2 separate regions of the Homo sapiens genome follow, and region 2 is linked to region 1. The links are chromatin loops, found by intact Hi-C in ENCODE. Cell type or tissue: Calu3. All regions are shown on one strand. Each heading gives the region's core, and the rest is flanking DNA. Links, peaks and the distances in the headings are about the cores only. Region 1 overlaps EFNA5 (ephrin A5). Region 2 overlaps EFNA5 (ephrin A5).

The links. Hi-C counts contacts between places; a loop is a spot of excess contacts. Peaks named below come from ENCODE experiments on the same cell type or tissue, not always from the same donor. Only the 100,000 strongest peaks of a DNase experiment are listed, where the experiment ranks them.
Region 2: it touches region 1 in a loop (2.7-fold over the local background); 9 of 110 quality-filtered maps call a loop at or near these places.

The regions. Positions count from the first base shown.
Region 1 is chr5:107,461,999-107,470,340 of GRCh38, forward strand. All of the region lies in intron 1 of EFNA5 (ephrin A5), which reads right to left. Among named protein-coding and RNA genes, the nearest start is that of EFNA5, 200 kb to the right of the region's middle. RefSeq lists an enhancer at 3,552-4,053. In Calu3, for the core only: no CTCF peak of the experiment used is centred there; DNase peaks (open chromatin) are centred at 4,493, 7,219 and 7,653.
Region 2 is chr5:107,412,171-107,420,512 of GRCh38, forward strand. All of the region lies in intron 2 of EFNA5 (ephrin A5), which reads right to left. Among named protein-coding and RNA genes, the nearest start is that of EFNA5, 250 kb to the right of the region's middle. In Calu3, for the core only: no CTCF peak of the experiment used is centred there; a DNase peak (open chromatin) is centred at 3,876.

The DNA of each region.
Region 1 (8,342 bases), core at 103-8,102:
CAGAGCAACCTCTTCATCAATTATTTCCTGCAACTCTTCAGAATGTTCTTTTTGCAGCATGTGTGGTTAGACCCTGGGATCACTGTAGAAATCCAGAAAATGCCAGGATGCAGACGGACAGACACACACACCCCACGCAAAAACGCCAAGGTCCTAAAACTGCATGAAGTTGTCATCTTCACTGCAAAGAGTGAAGAACTGAGAAAGATCAGAAAAGCTAAGGAGGATAGAGTGTGCTTGGGAGGAGGTTTGCTGAAGAAAAGAATCAGCAAGAAAGAAAGGAAAGAAAAGGGAAGAGATGAGCAAAAAAGAGAAAATCAAAGATCATCTTTTGTTTATATAAATAGCTTCTGGATTGTGACTTTTATTTGATGTCAACAACAAATGAACAAACAGGACAAATGCTGTATTGCTGAACTGATAGCCTCATGTTAAATAGAAACTTTTCTCCAGAATAAACACCATAGTGCAGAAAGTTCCATGGTAAACGGCTATGGGTCCACACTATGAGTTAGACCTAAAGCATCACACACAGCATGGCCCTTGTAGAGCTAATATGTTCTTTCATTCCCAGAATTAAGTCACTAGTCCAATGGAAACACTAACCCTACCAATCTCCCAGAGACTTTGTGATGAACAAAACATAAGATTAGAGATGAAAACACCTGGCAAAATGTAAAGCTGCACCCTGCTATGTGGGACAGTGCTACTCAGAATGCCTGTTCCCCAAGATGGAAAAGCATCACATCTGTTTAATAAGCAACTCAGTGGCCTCAGCTAAACCAAGTTTGGTTCTCTTCTTCCTGACACTCCCAAATCCATTGTATGAATGGTTCACACCTTTTTCTTTGTGCTAAGATTCTAAGGTTTATGAATCTGAAGTTCATTCATGGGAATAAGGAGAAATACCACACAGTGATTTGTGCTGGAAAGAAAACACAGCTTGCTAGTGGGCAGGAGATGTGGGTTCTAGTCCCCATTCAGTCACTGGCGTCCATCCTGATGCTGAATATGTCATATACTCTCCAGGGTTCAGTTTCCTCATCTATGAAGCGGGGGATGGAGTAGCTGAGATTAGATAGAGAGGCAAGGGCAGCTCCAGTTCTATAGTCTTTAATTCAAAGTTAATCTACTTTTATTTTTGCTCTAAAATCTAACCACAACCATTCTCCAAAGATTTTGAGGTAATTCAGTTTGATCATTTTTCCAGTAAAATAAATATCATATCACTAAATAAAAAAGCAGATTACAATGAAATATATAGAATAATTTTAATCATGTTAACAAATTCACACACATATATTTCATACTTTATATATAACATATTCTGGATGGTGGCATTATAAATAAAGTTCACTTTCATCAGTGTACTTTAAAATATATATATTTCTGATTTTCCTCAATAATACATTTATTTTATAATCAGAAAGATAGCATTAGAATTAAAGAGCCAAACTACTACACCTGATATTTTCAGGACTGTCTTCCAATATTTTTCCAATAAAAACTAGAGACATAGGTACATATTTGTGTATGTGTATATGTAATTTATAAAACACTCGGATTCAGTAAGAAATTGTGATACTTGGTAAAAACAATTGATCTAAACAATTTAGAGAGTAAATAAAGAGGAATTATAAGAATTCTGATAATGTAAATTCAGGGCACAAAATAATTAAAACTTGCTTGAATTAACTCAGGGATGCTATAGCTATAAGAATTTTCTTATAATCACTTTAAAATTCATTAAGAGTGAGTGAGCTTTTCTGTATTTTTCCATATGCTTCCATATCCTCTTTTTCCATCAAATGCAGTATGCACTTTGGTTCCTTGTGAGTGAGGACAATTTGAAGTTTCTAATGTTGACTCCAAAGGCATGAAGTCACACTCACCGAGCTGCATCTAAGTACCTAACTGGGAAAATGTTTTGTGTGGCATCAAGTACCTCATATTAGATCACAGTTTACTCTGTATGACAGCAGCATGGGAAGTGGGTTAAATGCATTAAGAAAATAATTTCAAAGCCCAGGAGAGCTTTTGGGAAGTTTTACTATGAATCTTTAAACCAGAAGCAATGACTACAGTGAGGGGACAGTAGGAATTTCATGGGATTCAAAAAGAGGCAGGGAAATAATTGAGGCACACCCTGCCCCTAACCTCCTAACCTCTGGAGTCTGGGCTGGCTAGAATTCAGCCCCGGGACCAGCAGCACTTCAGCAATTTAGCACCAAAAGGAAGCTTTGGTCCACTCTCCTGTCCTCCAGGGGTATATGTCTCAGAATATCCCTCCAATCTTCACTACCCTTGTCACAACCCAGGCCCAGGGATACCTTCTGATGAAGATGACAAGCAGCCCCTGCCCCAGCCCCAGAATAAATGAAAGACAGCAAGATTGTACTTTAGCAAAGGTGGGGCAAGACATGGAGGTGATGCTGCTGCTTCAAAATCGATTGTTGTGTACATCCTCGGGGAGCAAAGGGGAGAAATTCTGCACTTAATTTTCCGGAGAAACAAAGCATCACAGAGGATTCTGAGCCCAGACCTTCTCCTTCTCTGCTGCACTGCTCCTTCTCTAAGGTGAACAGTTTCATTTCCTGCCTGAGCTTTCTACAATGAAGTCCAATAACTCAGCTCTCTGCTGTCCTGACAGTTTAGTTAAACCTACAGAGGAAAATGTTACAAATACAATCCCAGGCAAGAGGGGAGTTGCCCATAGGCTCAAATTAACTACCAGTCCCCAAATAGCTAACCCTCACTTATCACACAGAAAGAATTCTGAAGCAAAACCAAATCCATAAGCAAAATTCATCACGCCAGGAAAGAGGAGAGGGGAAAATAAACACCTCAAGTCCACAACTACTGTTTCCAACTCTCCCTCCTCACTCTGCGTCCTGACAGAGACTATGTTCGCAGCCATCCCTCTGCCTGAAGAGGTAAATCTGTTTTTAATGCAAAACTCCTTTTCTCTCTCTCTTTTTTGTCCTTGAGACCAGCACTGAGCTCACCGAGGAAGCACGGCCTAAGGGTTTACACCTGTGACCCAAACTTTCCATTCTGTGTGAGGCTTTTTTTTTTTTTTTAAGAAAAACAATTCAAGGGAAGTTTCCGAACCACTGCTTTTCCTTAGGCCAATGGTTACCAACAGCGACAGCAAAGCTTTTCATTTTCAAGTGTGACCCAATTTATGACTTACATTACACCAGATTTCACCTTCACTTCTTTCCAAGGCCCTGCGAAGGCCGTCTTTTCTTGCATACTGGAAAGAGTGAACATCAACATTTTAAGCCTCTAAAGATAATGGGTGACGGTTACCTAACATGACAACCCAAAGTCATTTCTCCCTGTTTCCTAGATCTTGTTCTGTCACAACTTATGTAGAACATTAGAAGAGTTAATATGGACAGGTGAGTCCTAAAAATGAGTCTTGGACAGCTCATAACATGGCAGAACACCAAGGTTTCACCGCTTTACTCCAAAGACGCCACGTAAATGTGGCTTTGCCTCTTAAAGCATGAGCCAATATGACAGCAAAGCTGACATGGTGATCATGGAGTGATGACAGTTAGCTTCTGAGAACTTAAGTCCAACATAATTGAAAATCAAATAAATAGGTAGTTAAATAACTATCAGAGGTTTTATTCTCATGCAAATCCATCACAGCAGCGTAAGAAATGTAGGGATACAATCATGGTGACAGTCTTTGTTCAATCTCTGGCTAGTCCAGATTGCTTGCAGAGATGTTCCCTCATTTTAAATGTACTGCCATGGTGTCTTAGTATATCACGAGGGGAGAAAAAGGCCCCTCACAAAGATACACACACAATCCAAGCAGGATAGAGCCTGAGATCCTCACTGAAAAACAAAGAAAAAGGGAATGAACTCAGGTTCACGGCTACTGGTACCAGACATGTGCGGTGTGCTCTGCAACCACCTGCCTTGCCCACTACACCCAGCCACACTGTGAAATCAAGACCGGGTATCTCATTTTCAGCTCTCACTCATAGGAGAAAGTCGGGAGCAGGAGGAGGCAGACTAACTTACATCAAGTCACCTTGCTCCTAAGCACACAGCTAGGACCCAACCGCAGGTGCTTGTGACTCCAAAGCACTTTTCATCACACCTTGATTCCAAAGACGGTGCTCGAGTTATTTAGAGATGCAGCCCTTTGCTAAAAGAGTCTGCCACTGCACTGCCAAAGCTTCTTTCATGATACCAAAGTTCCACTGTGGATTTAGAGACAATAGACGGCTCATAAGTCGTGTTAAGCCATGATGTGTCAAAGGTGCAGGTATTAAATGCTGAGTCATTGCTATGCTTTGCAGAGATAATACTTCATCCTCCCTGCCCAGTCAGCTAGGCTTGGAGAAAGATAGCTCAAGCAGAGCCGGGCACCAGAGCGGAAATGCTGGGAAAGGTTTCTCTCTCCCAGACTCCCTTCTCCACTCCCACACCTCAGCAAGTCTCAGTGTCTGCCTGTTTTAATGATTCATGCACAGGAGAACAAGGCTGATGTCACGGGGCCAAATCTGGGTGAATGGAATGCTACCCTTCCCAGCTGTGCGGCATGAGGAATGTTCTCGCGAGATCGACTTAGAGAAATTTGCTTTGAGACACTTGCCTTTCTCACTTTCTGTCACAGTTAATGAAGTCAGATCTCCTGTTTGTACACCACTCACTCGGTGTCTACAAGAGGAGATAAGGCAAGCTCACAAATCCCTAGTCTGTAAGTTAGTGTGGTGAGTCTGGTAGGTGAGATGCACAAAGGCTTGAGCGTTTGGGGTGGGCCATCAGGAAAGGGCTCCAGAAGCATTGGCATTTGACTCCAATGTTGTGGGAAGTGTGATAGCTGGAGCTGGGGCAAATGGAAGGCGCTATACTAGGCTAAGAGAAATACCGAAGAAGAGATAACAATCCTAAATTAATTGGGAAGAGCGTTAGGTTTGTCTTAAGTATTTCTTTTATTCTTCCACAGCTCAGATTTCAAGCCTATCTTCATTGATGGAGCCTTAGTCTCAATAATAAGGAAAACCAATCTTTAGAAGATTACTAAGAGGTTACACAGTAATTTACATTTAAATAGGTAATTACTGAACAAAATCGAAATAAAAATCTAAAGGAATGATTGTAATGGTGGAATTTTAGACAACATGCCAAGTGGAGGGGCCATCTCAGCATCTATCAAATCTCATCACTTAGGGCAGTACTTTCAAAGTGAATACCTAGACCTTTAGCAGTGTGAGGAGAACTACAGGTGATATGTGGATATGGCATTAACAAACAATGAATGATGTAATGAGAAAAGTAACTCTATGAATCTTCTCTCAAGCAGTCAAGAAAAAAAAAGTCTCACTATAGTGCTAATAGGTCTTTAACACCTCTCTAGCACTGGCTAATCTCTCCTTTCAATAGAGAGAAAGAGCAGGCTTCTGGATCTGAGGCTTGTTGGCTTATGACAATAATATGTACATTCATAGCAAAGGGACATTTGGAAAAAGGCTATAAAGTTTCCATGAAAAAAATTAGGTAAAAAAAATAGTGTCTATTTGAAAGAAAAATATTAAGCAAATTCTGACATAGGTGATATGCGCACATGGCAAAAGTTGTGAAGGTGGCACGTGGATAACCAAAGTGTGAGAAATCCGGTCTCACAGCCTGTTCATCAGGCAGCTTTACCTTTGGGCTTTATTGACCTAGAAGTAAAATATAAGAGTCAGAGTCAGCAGGAAAAGCCAGCTCTGAGTGCTAATGGCAGCGGACCCAGAGGCAGGGCATGGAAATGTTACCACGCTGTCTTTCCCAGGCAGAAGCAGGAAAGAGACCAGTGACCCACTGTCCAAGGTCCTTTCCTTTGCACAGCAAATCAAAAATCATCAGAAAGAGGTAACAAACATAGGCTACATACATGTGGACATCAAAATCAGGCTTAGGGTTTTTCATGGGAAATTCATAATCATATTATAGCTATAAGAATGAAACATTTACAGCCAAACTTTCAATTATGACATAGCATTTTGTTCTATTTTCATGATCACACTTCGTTTAATGCTCAATATCACTGACATCTTGGTAGAACGGATAGCATACAAGCCATATACCATTCTTTTTAAAAGCAGAGTTATGCAAAATGTGCTTTAAAACATGTTGTGAAGAAATGCAAAATCACAGTTTTTAAAATGGGAAGAAATCTTGACTGCCCTTTGTTTTGTCAGAAGGAAAGTTTATCACCCAATAAAAAAGAAATTATACTTGTAGCTTTAAATAGGCAAGAATCACATTGTCAAAATGCACATATTTTCTTGGAAATAGTCACCCTTAGGCAGGAAAAACAAAATTGCTTTTAATGACAGAAATTTTTAGATTGTGCTTGGAAGGGAAGGGTGTTTATAAGAAATAAAGCTAATGAGTCAGAGAGCAAAATAAAATGAATGGTGCAGTTCCTCACTTGACAGTGCATAACTTGATAAGAAATCAAGCTCTGCTAGCAGCAATCATTGAAACGTCCATTCTGAACTGAATGGTGCCAGGTGACTGTCCTTAGAAGGAGGCACTCCTAGCCTGGAGGTGCTTTTGAAATCTTCCAGGACTAAAGAATCACACCCTTAGAAATTAAGGAATGTGTTCCTGGGTGTGCAAGAGTTAAAACCTCACCAATGTTGGCACTCTACCAGCTTTCACAGTTCTTTTGGTTGAAAGCTTACATTAAAACTCATGAAATTAAACTCATTAATTAATTCTTTGTGTTTTCTTAACAAGGACCCATCAGCTACATGTGATGTAGAAATAAACAATTGAAAAGGAAAAAAAAAATAGGCCATACAGGTTATTTGGCATCATGTAAGCATTAAGGAAATACAGCTGCTTCACTAAATGACATTTTTTAAAAAGAACAAGTCTGAAATGTTGTTGTCAAACCAGTTTATGTGTTGATAGGAGCACAGAATTTAATTACTTATGGGTGATGGAGGAGAATATAGATTCTAGCACACCTGGTAAAATTTAAACCACATTCTGCCACAACCACCAATGAATGTTTAGCAGGACCAACTAAGTGCTTAGCATTTTGAATTTGCAGGATCCAGTGCAAAATAAAAATGTGGGGCCCCTTGTTAAAACATTATTAAGAATTTCAAGATGGTAGCAGCACAACATTCAACCAAACACCAGGCCCTTTTGAACACTGGGTCCCATGTGACTACCCCAGCCCAGCATCCATGAAGCTGTTCCCTGCGCTCCTCAACTGCAGTTACACTTTCAGGCCCCTAAGAAAGTACCAAACCAGTGGTACAGACTTGCCCATCCTACATTCATAAGAAAATAGATCCTCAAATGCCCTAAACAATATTCCCCTTAATAGATTCAAAGATTGATCTAATTTTGGTATTTCCTCTTTCTTTTATTTTTTTTTGCAAGCCTGAATAAAGACTTCTCAAAATATTTCAGTTTCCTGCTGCGGAGCTAAGCCAAGGAATGGCTTGGTTGTTAACAACAGGCAGTTCAGTATATTGTAAAGGAAGAAGTTAACAATCATCTGAAAGTCAAGGCCTGTAGCCCACCACCTTCTGACTGACCTTGCCACAGTGGTGTCTTTCTTTTCTTGTTAATGTGTCTTTCAACACTCAAACAGGATGTCAACTATGAGAGAAGTTACTGCCCCCCCTTTATTTTTTTTTTTTACCACGCACCCAAGAGCTGTTTCCACATCACAAGAATCCCTGTTACTTTCCAGTGAATGACTGTGCATTGTGGCTTAATCTCAAAAGGAAGTAGACGTATAATACCTTAAAAGAAAACAAACATGCACACACAAATACCAGAAAGAGAAGTCATCCCACAAATTCCACCTCTGAATTCTAGCATCATTTCTTGTTTCTCCATTTGGAAGCTTCAAATTATTCTCTTTAACAACTCTTTCTAGCAATGAAATATGAAGAGGTGATGATTTCCTCCAAATTAGGAGGACATTAACAATTAAGTGTTAATGCGAACACCGTTAACAGTAATGCAATTATAACTGTATTCCACAAAGGGCAATAGGAAATAATTACTCTGATTCTCAAGTGATAGATAGTTCCAGGAGAATGAGATTCTCAGTCTAAAATTCATTAGGAGGGGCTCTGAAACTCACATACACACCTACAGCTGGAGAGCCGCTCCTTTGCTGTAATAACCCTGTAAGTGCCAAATCTGGCATTCTCTTGCCATCTGCTTTTAGTCCCAAAAAATGGCAACAGTGAGGGTCCTGGGAACACTAACTTGCTGCTTCTGGGGCTACCATACAGCACTCAGATCCTGATAGGGCTTATCTGAATAGCCAGAGATGCTATTTTAAGCCTCCAAGCTGG
Region 2 (8,342 bases), core at 322-8,321, 50 kb before region 1:
TTGATTAACCTGTTTCTGATGGTAGAAAGAATTATTCTATCTTGTGTCTCCGTGGTGTAATTTTATTAGTGAAGTGACAAACCATGCTTCCCAGTGGTGCCTTGAACTGACTTGGAATGTACGGTAAAATACAGATTTCCTCAAATGAATTGCCAAAACCATTAATCTTTATCTAAGGACCCATAATAGTTTGTTCTCAGTAGCAGGTGGGGGAGAGAGAGAAAATGTCTTCCAGAAAGCACTTTGGCAGTCAATCTGGTTGATAATAAAACTTGATGAAACATCTGTGATTAATATTAATTCTGATTCTCTCTTTAATGGATAATTGTGAAAAAGATAATTTATCCCATTTCATTTAGACTACAGCTGAGTTTTTCAATTTAGAAAAAGAACATTTCTCCACGTTTCTCAGGTATGAGACTATAGGGAAAAAAAACCAGGTGCACAAAACCTGCCAACAGACAGGCAATTTTCTAGTTAGCCCTTGAAAATATTTTGTACACGTTCAACTGACCACTACAGATTTGGATGTCACCCCCAAATGGTTCTCTAAGTGAGTAGACTGATTATTTCTTCATCCTCACCACTGTAGAACACTCTAAATGAACCACAGTGAACTGAATTAATACTTTTTGAACTCAATTAATATATTTGGCCATATTTGATTCTGCAAAGATGGTAAGAAAAATGCCCTTGTGAGTAAATGACAGTGAGCTATTTCTGACCACCAGTGTATTTCAAACTAGTTGATGATAGAAACTATTTTTGACACATGCAAATGTATAATTAAAAGTACCCATAAAAATTTGTCATGGAAGCTACCATTAATTTTGACAGAAACTAGGAAAGTAACTAATTGCCTTTCAAATATCAATATTAAGAAAACCACTTATTAAACTAGCACTTCAACTCATTTACACATGGAAAACTTGAAGCATGGGTTGAAGTCTCCTGCCCAACTCTCCAAACCTAATGAATGGTGAAGCCAAAACCCAGGCCTCCTCATTCTCATCTCATCTATCTTTCAAAACTTAATAATACTTTTAAAAGGAACCTATGAAATAATAGACTTATTTTCTAAGAATCAGGGCATATTATATGGTTAAAAAAATGACTGTTGTCTAACCCAATACAGAAGTGGTAAATAGTGATTAAGTACAGATCACTGTTGACCTTTAATCATAACCAAATCATTGCTCCATTTAAATTGACTCCATTTTCATCAGACTCTAACTGACATCAGGGAGAGCAAAACAAACTGACAAGCACAAAAGGCACAGACAATGGGCACTGACTTCTTCAGTGTTCCTTCCAAAAACCTCATGTCATATAAATAGAATATTACAGGAACTATTCATTATTCATTTCTTTCTCTCCAGGTACACATTTTCCTTCGAAACTGTTGGTCCAAAATGAATATTTCTTATCACTTGATATCTTGCCTGTTTTCTATTTTTATGTGGCTTTCTGATTCTTATCCTAACACAGCTTGCCACTTTGAAAAAGAAATTTATTTTATGATAAAAAATTTTGTTCAATTGTACAAGAAATGCAAAAACCCTAAAGGGTTCTATGGTTTTTGTTTGCATCAGCAAGGTCAAATTATGTCTAATTTACAGGTAAAGCAATGAGACAATTTACTTGGTCAGGCAGAAGGAAGGATTTATTATGACCATTGTGAATTAGATGACTCCCAGAATCTTAGTCTATTTTAGTCTTTATCTTAGACTTAGTCTCTCCCTAACCAGAGCTCCCTGGATTATACCAACATTCACATCACAAAGACTGCCATTTCTCAAGACTGATGGTACTGTTGACATGACCCTTCCATTTAATCAAATCCTCTAGTACCCACTTCTTTCAAGTCTTGAATTCAGACCCATCCATTCCTACTTTAAGCCAATGTTCTCGAAGTGTGGTACAACTTGCAGGAAAAACAGCTGGAGGGCTTATTAAAAATAGATTCCTACATTGCAACCTCATAAAGTTGAACGAATCAAACTTTATGGAAGTGGGTTCCAAGAATTTGACTTTTTACCTATCATCTCCAGACAGATCACGAAATTTGGGATAGCGTCTTAAGCCCTGAGACTTAAATTCCACCTTGTCCCTCAAATCAATATGTTACTACATCTTTAACTGATCTCTTCCTCCTGAAATAGTCGTCTCTCTCTCTTTTATGGAAAGTGCTAATCTTATAATTCACTTTATTTCTCTTTTTGCTGTTATTTTCATGAATATATTTTTCCCACACTGGATTGTGAGCTCCTAGAGGACAAAAATCATATTGAATACTTTCTCCACACTGTCCCCTACATTGGCCCTCTAGGTAAACATAGCTCAGTAAGCACTGATGAACTGCTTGACTAATGAGAAAATAATATGTAATACTGAAGTGTGTCCTTCTATAGCCACTGTAGATTTTCTACAAATATAATGATGCACAAGTACCAACAGCCTCAAGTAGAGTTTAATAAAGGGGTTTTATAGCATTTGGAATACAAATATTTCACAAAATTGCCACAATAAATCTAAAATATACTTTAATAATAAACTAACACATTGTAGCTAAAGGTCAGAAATTCTGTTATTTGATTAAACTAATAATCTAGCAAATGTTATTGATTTAGCAATTCCACTTAATATAAATATCATAAAAACTCATGCAAAAATCTCTATACCTATTGCAAAGGAACTAAAGGCAATTAAAAAAAAAGAGAAACTCAAGTAAAGGATATTAATATCTCTGAGATTAGAATCATTTCTGCATAAGTACCAGTACTATTTATAGAATAAGCTTTTGAACACTGCTTTTCACACATGGATAAGAGCTAAGGGCATGAACTTTGAAGTCAGAATGCCTTTGCTCAAATCTGGACTCAACTGTACATGAACAGTGTGATTCTAAACAAATGATTTGACCTGTTTGCATTTCAGTTTTTCTCATTTGTAAAATCGGAACAATAACAGTGCCTAACACGTACCTGTGATAAAGTATGGATGAGATTATATATATATATATACATATGGAATGGATAAGTGCTTACTACATGCTAGCTATTAATATATACCCAGCAAGCACCTAGTCATAAAACAAATGATTTCAATGTATTTATATGATAAGCCTCAAATCAGTTTACTCTTTAAGAATATACTACTACTCCCTATTGCCTGTTACATATATTCAAAACTCTTCAGAACAGAATTAATGGTGCTTCATAATCTGACCCAATCTATCCAGTTTTTATTTTCCAAATACTCTCCACTCCATTCAGACCTTTTCATTGATCCCTGAGTTTATGCTGTTCTGATTCCTTATCAGGAGAGGCGAGGCCAGTAAGAGAAGAAATCCACGTGAGCGGTGTGAAGCTTGTTTTTTGGAGGGCTGCTGGGTGGGCTCCCTGACTCCGGTAATCACCCTCATGAACCAGTGCCAAGATCCCCTCTGTGTAAAATCTGGGTGCTGCACATGGCTGCTACAATTCCTTAACTTCATTCAAAAGGATTTCAAATGTTATAAATTCTCAGTGTCTTTCCCCTTATGGGAGCCCTACTCATCTTTCTTGTGCAAAGATGTATAGTAACTGCAAGTCTGTAAAACACTGGTGGATTTTAAATAACAATAGCAACAGCAAGTATAACTAATTACAATAAGTGAAACAATAATTTGCAGCTGCTGTGCTGCTTAAGGCTAGATAAGGTAAGGCAATCCCTGGCATGGAGCATCATGTTAACAAGCTGCAATGTTGAGACAGTTGTTCACTAGGCTTTGCAATATATCCACCAACGCCTACACTGTGCTATTGATTCTGTTAATGAAATTTAACCTCTGAAAAATGACTCAGGGCACTGAAGAGACATATACTTTCAATACTCTTGCTAATCATTAAATGCCTTCATCACAATTGAAACAGGAATGGTGAATGACACATTTCATTATGTCATCATGTCTGACCCCACAAACCATTCAATAGTACTCTGCTTTGTTCTATAAACCCATTTACTTCCTAGTATGTAAATTTCAGGAATAAGTTGACATGAAATTTCCCTATACATTTCCCATTAGCTGTCTTGAGAACAGGGTCTACCTAAGTTCCAAGGTGAAGGTAGAACTTAGATAACGACTTGCCAATGATGCTTGAAATCTGTCTACTTTTAACGTCTTTTAAAATATTTATTATGAAATAATTGAATAAAGACTCTAGGCTTGGGGTCAAACTACATGGGTTCAAATCCTGACCCCAGTACTAACTACATGATCTCAGGCAAGTCACTTAACCTCTCTGAGCCTCAGTTTCCTCATCTATATGATAGATAATGATAGTACCGGCCTCACAGATGAGGATTCAACAATTTAAAACAGATACAGTGCTAGGTACAGTGCCTGCCACTTAGTACATGCAATATATGCTAAATCACTCTAATTACAACCATCAGAACAAGTGTTACCGGAGGAGTTATTAGTTAAAGCATGAGTAAACCTTTAGCAAAAGGCTAAACTAAACTTCATTTAAATCATTGCAGTATTCATCATACTGCTTCAAAACTGACTGAACTGAACTGCCCCCACTGTATATAGTAAGACCTCTAAGCAATATACTAAAAGTAAAAAATTTGCCTGTTCACATTTTTAGCCTCCAATTTACTCTCCTTGCTTACTTAGATTTGCCCATTAAAAATTCCACCTAAAATGAAGCAAGTATGTCTGAAATCAAGGTTGAGGACCAACAGAAACTGTTAAAGCAAAACATGCAGTAAAACTTAATCAATTCAGATTTTAGTCAGAATTTGTAACAATTTACTGGAGGAGAAAATGAACTTTTAAAAATGTCTGTGAAAAAAAAAATCAGACAAAGCAAATTTACATTAGAAGCCTGATATTGGAGGTACTAAAAATTGGGCAAGTTAAAAACAATATACATTCTTCTTAAAAATGATTCAGAGCACATGTTATTTGTTTTTATGGGTTTACATGCAAAAGGGAATGTTAACCAAAAACTAAAACTTAGCTAACATTAATGTAGATAAAGCTAGTTGGAAATATTGTATATCTCTAAAAATAGTAAAATGAAAAGATATTATCATTCCAATTCCCAACAATAATAGACCTGGCTGGCTGTTCTCCAATTCATGATATTTTACTTTTGAGGCTCAGAATGAATTAATTTTTTTGTGAAGCTTTAAACTTTAAAACCAAACCCATACATAGCATACATATTAAAGTTCTGTTCCTAATGTGGATTTTATACAATCTGACTTAAAATATTCGATGGAAAAGAAGCCTGTTGCCAAAGTCCACATATTTCCCCTATTAAACAGAGGTAAGCCATATCCCCAGAAACCATATTTCAAGCCCAAAGGATACTCATGAACTAAAATAATGAATGATAATGCCTCGTTCTCTGCATTAATAATAAAGAAAGAGAAAACAGAAAACTTGATAGCCACTATCAGCTTTCTGGACCATAAATCTCAAGTTTTGAGAATTGCTTCCCAAAAGGGTAGGGAGCAAGGATGAGTTGTGAGAGCTTCGGAGCCTAGAGATATTTTTTTAGCAAGCCAGCAAAGCACTGACACAAATTTCTACATATCTCTGGCTGTGAAAAGTCTCATTTGTGGTGATTTATATTTCCCCATAAAGAACTCTGTAGATAATATAAGCCTGCTGTAAGGCTGTATGACAACTTTCAAACCAAGAGTTACATGACCATTTGGTGAAAATAGAGCAAGAATAGATGAGTGGGAAAGTCTGTAGAAATAGTATTTCTTCTGATGAAAGGCCCAAATGCTGTTCTTCCAGCATGCACGAGGTTCAGAGAGTAACCTTTCACTCTGTGTGTATGTATCTTGTGGATAATATTTTGGTCGTCTATTCTAGAAAGTATTATTTTTTTCCCAAAGATTGACTATGCATTTGGTGTGTGCATGCTTGTGTAATTTACAAGAAATGACACTCAGACATCATCACACTGAAATTCAGTTGCCTTAATAAGTTACTAAGAGAAACACAGAGAATAGCATGCTGACAACCCAAAGTCAATGAAGTATAAACACTGTTATTCCAAGTGTCACTGGTGTGTTATTTCCTTTTTTCCTGGCATCTGCTCTATGTAACACTGTACACACACGTGATACAGCAGCTCATTAAACTGTTTCAGTTAACTCTGAAACCAAATTAGTGCATTACATGTTTATAAGGCTGAGAATTACTGCTTCCCTGTGAAATTACACAATTAATCAGTTGCATTATTTCTTTAGGAGATGCAACCACGTTTGACATTTAAGGATAAAAAGAACAATCCTTTAATTTGTTTCCATTTCACCATTGAGTCTCAGTAGGGTAAAGGAAGCAAAAGGTGACATAATTCCTCCTTTTCCCTTAGGAGGTCAGAACTCTACATGCTTCCTCTGTCTCATAATAGCATTCTGAATTCTTAAAAGCAGTACAAATAAAAATTATTTTGGTTTTGAACTTCTCGTCTGAGTGTCACAGCCTTTGAAAAATTCAGACAATGGGAAGGGTACTTAGGAGTCTTCAGTTTCTTATGGCTTTATACCGTGAATTTCCATCAAGTCCTGATTATTGAGTAACTTTTAAGGCTCCTTTTGCAAACTTTCAAGATGGTCCCAATGTAAAAATCTATTAAGCGGTGATATCTGCTCTATTTTCCTTTTTCACAGACCTGGCATTAATTTCTCTGATTCTTTTAAACAGGAGTTAAACTAGACTCATCCTTTAGTCACTTAACAGGGCATGCATTTCCTTTTAAAATCCATGCTACTTGATCAAATAACTTGTCAACAAATTTAAAAATACTTTTCAATACCCTGTGTTCCTATGAATTGCCTCCTCCACCTTTGATTTCACTCAAACTATGTGAAGTGTGCTAGGCGAAGCCATTACCAGAAGGCAGAGGTACAGGTCTAGCTCCAACAGCACCTGAGCTGATGCTGCGTATGCATGCTCAGAAGGTTAAGAGGGCACCTGGCAGTAAATAACTGTTTTCATAAGAGGAAATTACAATTAACAGAATAATTTCCACAAGTCCCTAAATATCCTCTTTCATGTTCTTTATTTAACCTTCATTTAAGAGCCCTTGAAATTCATTCATGCTTTCCTAAAAAATGACTAGGGACAACTTGAAACAGACACAATTCCCTAAACTCATTCTTTAAATAAAAAGGTGCATTATTGCAGCTTCACTAAAGACCTGTGGGAGTATACAAAGCGAATAGAAGGACTATTTTCAAATAGAGACCCGATATAATTCTTAAAAAATATGCTGGCTTTCAAGGGGAGAAAATTGTTCCATTCTATTTTCAAAATAACACAAAACTTACAAAGAAAAACTAAATAGTTTTTGGTGACTAAGATGTACTTTGCATCTATATCTGGGTACTTACTATCTGATTTTTGTGCCATATGTATTCTCTTCCCTTTAGAAAACGTTAAAATTTGTCGGTTTCCCAACACTGCCCTTCCACTCTTCTGTATTAATACAAGTGTGTCTTAAAACACCATGTGCTAGTACACATACTTGAAAAACTAGAGGAGGTGCACCAGTATTTGACCACAGTCCTACAGAACATTTCAGTTATAAACCTCTTCAATCTTAGAGAAGTTGATGCTACAGTAAATAATGCTAAAATAAGACTTCAGTAATCAAAAACATTTTTCAATAACAAAAGTAAAATGCACACACACACACTGAAGCAAATATCGAGTGTTTCATTGTCAGAAAGTACATTGTACTTACAAGTCATTTCCCCTGCAAGAGTAAAAGACAATGAACAGTGAAAAAGACTACCTCCTGCTTTGATAATTGTGCCATTTTGACACTCTTCTATTTCAATAAGAAAAACTATGTAAAAAAGGTGATTGGTGTGAACTGTCCAGAGCAAAACAATTCTTAATGTAGATGACTAAAGTAAGGCACTGAAAAATCAGACATCAAGAGGAATGAAGAATTCCTTATGCATAGTAATCCTAGCATAATGCTCCTTAAGAATATAGGAAATGGTCTTAAAACTTAATCTTTATGCATTTATGAAATTTTTTACTGAACTAAAATATCAATCTGGGATATTCAAGTTGCCTTAACTTTTCAAAAAATGCAAAACTTTTTGGACTTGGATTACTGAAGTTGTTATTTTGGCAATCAACTGGTTCCTTAAACAATATTTCATCGAGACTCAAAAATCAGAAAAGAGTTGTGATTATTACACCCATTTTACAGATGAAGGAATTGAAGCTCAGTGAAGTTAAGCACATTGCCCAAGTTCCCACAGCTAGTAAGAGCACAGAAAGAGGATTCAGACCCAAAGCTACACTTAACCAGAGT